Linked DNA regions of Homo sapiens: region 1 is linked to region 2. Evidence: chromatin contacts called from ENCODE Hi-C or POLR2A ChIA-PET data. All regions are on one chromosome and are shown on one strand. Each heading gives the region's core, a stretch centred on a gene start or an enhancer-like site at or near the end of the contact. The rest is flanking DNA. Distances are from core to core; before and after follow the strand shown.

Region 1 (3,682 bases), core at 405-2,904, 1.4 Mb after region 2:
GAAAAAGAAATGGCTACAATAGATCAGTCCTCCACCAGGAGTGGCTTGAATCTCAGGGGAGGTTTGACAATGTCTGGAGACATTTTTGGTTTTCACAACAATGGGAAGGGGGTTTGTACCACTGGTGTCTAGTGGGAGGTCCCAGGAAGCTGCTAAATGTCTTACAACATGCAGGACAGTCCTCTACAACAAAGAACTATTCAGTCCAAAATGTCAATAAGGCTGAAACCCTGAAATAGAGGAAGACAAAGAGGTCTTCATATATCCTGCAGTTTAAGAAATGGGTTTTAAATATTTACTGAGCATCTATTATGTATATAAATGGTGCTTTTTTTATGAGATGGTCCAAGGAATAAAAGTCACATTCACGAACATCAAAAAGTTTCCAGTTTACTTGGAGATGGTACATACACAATGAAATTGTGTGTTATTTATTACAGCAATACTTCACTTGCAATGGAGATTGATACTTATATTGGTTTGCTAGGGCTGCCATAATAAAGTTGGCTTAAATAACAGAAATTTATTTTCTTTCAATTCTGGAGGCTGTACGTCCAAGATCAAGGTGTCAGCTGAGTTGTTTTTTGCTGAGGCCTCCCTCCTTAGCTTGTAGGTGGCTGTCTTCTCTCTGTGATTTCACATGGTCTTCCTTCTGTCTTTGTCTGTGTCCTTATCTCTTCTTCTTATAAGGAGACCAGTTATTTTGGATTAGGGCCCACTCTATGTGCCCTCGTTTTAATGCAATGACCTTTTTAAATACCCTATCTCCAAATGCAATCACATTCTGAGGTACTGGCTGGTTAGGACTTCAACATATAAATTTGGGGAAGATGCAATGTAGCTCAGAACAGTACTCTCGGGTTATAACTTGGTAGCCAACGGTAGAAAGTTAAAAAGCAGCACAGAAATTCATTTTAGAGTATTATGTAAGAGCTGTCACACTAAGAAAAATATTTAAATTTTTCTAAAACTAAAAGAAGGAATATGCTTAAGAGATCTGTTGTACAACATGGTAACTGCAAAAGTCACAGCAAGTTAGTAATGGAGCTACTTTATAATTTACTTTCATCCTACCCTCAATTAATTTACTGGAATTCAACTACTGGGTAAAAGAAAACAAACAGAGAGGGCTTAGGGCAGATATCATGGGTCCTGGACCATTAAGCCTCAAACAGTCCAGCCTTGCTAGAAAGTTTAGGGGAAGAATTATGTGTTTAAAATAAACCTTAAAAAATTGAAGTATTATGATCATACAGAAAAGCGCACAGTCACCAGTGTTCAGCTTGATGAATTATGACACAGTGAGCACACCTGTATTAACCACAGCCAAGGTCAAGAAACAGAACTTCATCATAACCCCAGAGGTTCCCTTGTCCCACTCACTGCCAGCCCTGGTTTCTCTTCCTCCCTCTTGTAAACGATTTTAATGATTTTCCAGCCTCCCTCAGAGAAGAGAAGCACTTTGTTCAGGAGGCCTGGCCGAGGCTGGTGGAAGAGTGGAGGAATCAACTGAAGAATTAATTGAAAGTCATAGAGAAACAATGACCAACAAAGAATTGGGAGAACAGACACAGAATTGTATACGTATAGCCTTTTATTCCAGGCAGTATTCTAGGAACAGTTTAAGACATTTTTAAGGGCATTTTCCACTCTTTACGATTTTCACTTGAGTACTGTTTAGGTTTTAACCAAACTTCGTGTCATCTTAAATCGCCCTGAGAACCGGCGGGGGTTCTCTGCTCAGCGGAGGCTGAGGCTCTCAGCTGGCTCACAGCTTTAGGGAAGCTGCTACTTCCTCCTACTCACCTGCCCTTGAGCGCAGGGTGCACAGAGGGGAGGGGGCAGAGAGCAAGACGACTGGGCCAGCTCAGAGCCAGACAGTCCTACCTCAGTTTACTCATTCTGTCTCAGGGATGAGAGATGAACAAGGTCCCTAGAAAGAGAGTGAGTTGATTCAGCTGCCCTAGGGAAACAGCTCCATTCTGCTTATGGCCTCAGCCAACTGAGGTCCACAGTGCCAGATAACCTCACCCCAGCGTGGGGCTGCGGCCCACGCCCCCTCGTGAGAGGTGAAGCCAGCAGGACTTCCTGGGTCCAGTGGAACTTGGAGAACTTTTCTGTCTTACAAGAGGATTGTAAAATGCACCACTCAGCACTCTGTAGCTAGGATTGTAAAATGCACCAATCAGCACTCTGTAGCTTCCTAGAGGTTTGTAAAATGCTCCAATCAGTGCTCTGTAAAAATGCACCAATGGATGGTCTGTAGCTAGCTAGAAGTTTGTAAAATGCACCAATCAGTGCTCTGTAAAAACGCACCACTCAGCACTCTATAGCTAGCTAGAGGTTTGTAAAATGGACCAATCAGCACCCTGTAAAATGGACCAATCAGCACACTGTAAAATGGACCAATCAGCAGGACATGGGCGGGAACAAATAAGAGAATAAAAGCTGGCCACCTCAGTCAGCAGCAGAAATTTGCTTGGGTCCGTTTCCACGCTTTGTTCTTTTGCTCTTCACAATAAATCTTGCTGCTGCTCACTCTTTGGGTCCCTGCCACTTTTAAGAGCTGTAACACTCACTGCAAAGGTCCGCGGCTTCATTGTTGAAGTCAGTGAGACCGCGAACCCACTGGAAGGAACAAACTCCTGGACACACTCGCTGGTGCATTGGTGATGCAGCCCAATCAGATTAGCAACCCCTCCTCTTGGGGCAGAGCTAAGAGGGGTGTGTCCCTGTTATAGACAAGATTAGGAGCAATCAAGGGAGAACCACTGCACGTGCTAAGGAGGGTGTAATTGGGTTGGCTGGCTGTGGCTGAGCTGGGGAACAGGAGTGTGGGGTGCTGGGAGTTGGGTAGGGTGATGAGTTCATGTTGAGAAGTGGCGAAAGTAGGAAAGGAGTGACAGGCCAGACGTTGAAGGTCTTGAATATTGGGAAACAGATTTTAACTGTGTTGTATCTTGTAGGTTACTGGGAAACGGTTGTTGGATCTTGAGCAGAACAGTGACAAGGTTGTATTTCACGAAAATTGTAAATCAGTGGGGGGTGGGGGCCAGGGAGTATTGCGGGGAGAGAACGGAGCTAAGAGAGGAAGGGAGACCGTTGAAGGACAGGTGATGCACATCTAGATTAGCATGTGGCCTCCAGGAAATGGATGAAGTTTAGAGAAGTACTCAGTCCTAGCATCAGGCTTCAGACAAGGGGCAGGCTGGGGAGCTTCTAACAAAGCCCCGAGAAATTTTTTTCTTTTGGACCTGAGTGAGTAGCGGGTTGAGTTAATCATACTCTTCTGTGTATAATCACCGTCATCATTAGTTCACTGGCGCCCTCACTTAGTTTGTGTATTCATTTGCTTAGTCATTCATTTTTTTAATCCCCATTCTGCACTGTTGTTATTCTCCCCCCTTATATGCAGCTTGTCTAATGTTTGTGCTTTTTTGTTTCTGAGTGTTCTTTCAAAGTGTTTGTTGTTTTCTTGTTTGTATGTTATTTTAAAAACTTTTTATTGTGGAGGGGAATTTTGAACATATCCAAAAAGACATAGAAGAATATAATAAATCCCGTGTGCCCATCATTCATCCTTAACTACCATCAGGCCATGGCCAGTCCTACTTCATCTACATCCCATCCACTGCCTGCCTTCCACACATCAGATCATTTCTCCCATAAGTATTTGAGTGTG
Region 2 (3,427 bases), core at 192-2,691:
AGGCTGACTAAACCAGCAATATGCAAACAAAGATGATAGCAAATGGCTCAGCTGAATTGGTAAAATGTCCGCTGTGTCTTTCTTGTAAGACCGCAAAATTGAGATCTGTTAATATCAACAATCCTTACAAAAGAGTAAGAAATAATAACTGATTGCCTTTGTCTCTTCCCTTTAATCTGACAGGCCTTCAAGCACTTAGTAAGTGCATAGCAAATTCTCAAAGAACTAGCTAAATATCATTTTGGTCAACAAGAAATGATTTGGCAAGTTTTATATCCAAAAACTTTATTTTTTGGAATCACTGCATATTCCAATTTTATCTTCATAAATATGTTTCAGAAATAAAATACTACTGCACTCATCTTTACAGAGCACCTAGAACTTTAAGGCACAGTAGGATGTATACTTGCCAGCCAAAATCTCATAACTACAATGACAAGTACTTCAGGAAAAGACTGAGCAATCTTTTCATTTACAGAAGGTTTTTAATTCAAGGCAGGCAAATTTTAAGAACAGTAATACAAAAGGAAGGCCAATACTCATCACTTTTTCTTTTTACACAAAATTGAAATAACTACGTTTCCTTAGAAGACAGCTTTACTTCTAAGGTTGTTACTCAGAACAAGTTTTCAGTGTGAATTATAAAACTTCATTTTTTTCTAATAGTAAATGAATCATTCTAGTCTTTCTTCCTCTATTTAATATTCACTTTTACTTGTTATCTAAATAATCTAATATTCATTTTTACTTATTATCTAAATAACAATTCATTTAAATTTCCATTGGGTTTCCAAAATGAAACATTTAATATAATTTCATTAACTTTAAAAAACAGAGAGGGAGAAAAAAATAAATAAATAACAGTCAATGAGCAACACCTATGGCTGAGTTGTCCCAAAACTTCACCCTTAGCTAAAATGCCAAAACAAAGCCACTGCCCCTGGATATTTAACATCTATATCACACAGGAATAATACGGTTTACTTAACTGTAACTTCAACTACCCCAAAAAATACAATTAGGTTTTTTAAATTAAAATTTGACCTTAGTTTGCTTTGTGGTACTTAAAAACAAATAAACAAACAAAAAACCTCTTTTATTCTTAAATTACATAGAAAAAAAATCACAAAGACATACAAAATGCTTTAGCAAGAAGATCTAAAACTTTCCAGAATTTCAGTGCTTTGTTTCCCCCTAGCAATTAAGTTCAATCAGGCATGTGACTGACCACACACATTTTATCAGAGGGTTAAAGAACACATTCAGCCATGTTCTTCAACAGGTAAGAACCACCCTCTGTTTATCAGCTCAAGAAAAAGCCAGAAGCAAACATACAAAATTGTAACAAGTTACCTTCAAGTATTCTTTCTCTATCGTCTTTTGAGCTTGAAAATAAAAAGCAATCCGACAAGTTTTAGCTGTTAAAATGGCTCCTGTAGATTGGGGAAGTGGTGTCTGTGCTTCAGCTTATGAGTCATACATGAAACCAAGTGTTTCTAAGGGAGGCACGCCCATGTTGCTGTGGACCCAATTATTCTGCTAGGTCAAACATGCAAATCTGCAGGTAAAAACGGTATAGGAAAGTGGGGATGAAGAGGCAAGGAGCAAGATCTACCTTGATTAGACCATTACTAAGCTCATATTAATTGCCATAATTTAAAACTAACAATAAAATAGAGTAAGAACCTACAAGGGAGCAAAATTAAAAACTATATATTGTTTTAAAATATAAAAATCTCAATTTTTAAAAGTTGCTTTACTATATCAAATAAAACTGTGAAAGGAAAAAAGTATGAAAGGGGATGGAAGGGAGATAGCAAACTCTGTGGCTCTTAATGTAACAATGGACTGGTGAGTGTAATCTGGCTACTCATTAACCCTCATATGAAAGAGATATATTGCTATGTAGTCTGGAAAGGCTAGCAAACTACAAAGCCAGATGCAGATCTGTAAGTTCACTAAACAGATAAAATCCACTAGAAAATTCAAAGTTCAGTGGAAAAATAAGTGTGAATTAAACTGGTTTACAGAATTTTTAAAAACCCACACTCCAATGTTAGGAATTTAAAGTCCAACAAAGCAAAATGATTTTAAATAAACTGCAAGCTTGATAAAACCCTTTTAAAAAAGTATTGGTACGATCATAGTTCATAACTCTACTACTTCCAAATGATAGCTACAGTTTGACTTACCTTTCAAGCAAAATTTTCTACATGTATTTCAAGCCTCTTGTGCCAGGCACCCTGCTACAGCTCCACTGCAATTGTGGCAAGGCCAACCTAAGGGGACAACTGTGGCCAGTGAAGCTCTGCCTTCCAAGTCAGAATACATCTGACAAAGTGCCCAAGCCACTGAAATATTACTACACCTACTTATTCTGGCCTCTGGGTGAATACTTATTAATTTATTCTAAGAGCTTAAATTAATCAAAATGGCTTGAAAGCACTAAGTACTTCCAAAGCGCTTGAAATGATAAATGCAACTCAATAGATAGCCTTCGTCCTGGTATCTTACAAAAAGTAAATAGGATTTAGCAAGGTTTTCTCCCTTTAGTTAATTAGTTGGGAGTTTATTCTGGCTTACCAGAGGCATAGTTGAGAGCACAAGCTGTCACTGACTTAGGAACTTTACAAAATGCTGCAAAACAGCAATGATTGTGAACCAACTTTCTGCCTGCTGTCTATTTATTCCTTACACTGAAGATTGCTTGGTTTATCCTTTTACTGAAAAATAATCTCCATGGTTTTACAAACTGTTAATTAAAAATTTATTAAAAAGAAATATAGACCATGTTTTCTCCTGTCAAATGTCATATTTAGCTTACTTTAGTTCACTTACACAAAATGACTATTCAGAGCCCATGCACCAAGAAACAAGGTCCGCTGAGCAGTCACGGGAGATTCACTTGTTCCCTGGAAAGTTCCCCCCAGGTAATTTTCCATATCTGAAATTTATTTTAGATAACATGAATGTAAACCTAACAATTTGATTATCTTCTTTTGGCTAATTAGAAATAAAAACTGTAACAGGTAAAAGAGGGCAACAGTATTATAAAAGGATGTCAGAAAAAGTGAAATAGCTGATAATGACATTAAAAAAACCCACCTTACAAAACTAAAAATAAACATAACTTTAAAAGTATTCAGATATGAAGCCATTATATAAGGTCAGTAAGTTGTAATATTCCCTAAGTATATTACCATACACTAAGTGTCTCCAAGTCAGCATTAGTTTAAGACAGGCCTTCGAAAGCCAAAGTGTGTAACATCAAGTGTGTGAGATGTTTTATGTAGAACAGGTATCTAAAAGGATAAGCTTCTGCTATTGAGAAAATCCATTTATATAATGCACCTCATTACTTAATAATGGCAAATATTCCAAACATAATTTAAAGGAAGTACTCTGGCCACCAGTAATGTGAAGAGAA

Evidence for each region. Hi-C counts contacts between places; a loop is a spot of excess contacts on that map. ChIA-PET counts read pairs that join two places held with the same protein, here RNA polymerase II (POLR2A). Pooled maps may share reads with other maps.
Region 1: a pooled map shows a loop between it and region 2 (4-fold over the local background). The contact joins the enhancer-like site here to the promoter of ELF1 in region 2. A Hi-C loop is called at or near these places in 4 of 50 pooled maps. POLR2A ChIA-PET finds 5 or more read pairs at or near these places in 2 of 52 experiments (activated B cell and activated CD4-positive, alpha-beta T cell).

The regions. Positions count from the first base shown.
Region 1 is chr13:42,379,182-42,382,863 of GRCh38, forward strand. No RefSeq gene overlaps it. Among named protein-coding and RNA genes, the nearest start is that of LINC02341, 44 kb to the right of the region's middle. RefSeq lists a silencer at 2,278-2,347. Within about 2 kb of position 1,655, at least 2 of the 41 ENCODE cell types and tissues checked have a DNase peak (open chromatin) inside an H3K27ac peak, as active enhancers do.
Region 2 is chr13:41,017,875-41,021,301 of GRCh38, forward strand. It overlaps ELF1 (E74 like ETS transcription factor 1), which reads right to left and starts at 1,442. Exons shown (of 9, transcript NM_172373.4): 1 at 1,354-1,442. RefSeq lists an enhancer at 1,327-1,436.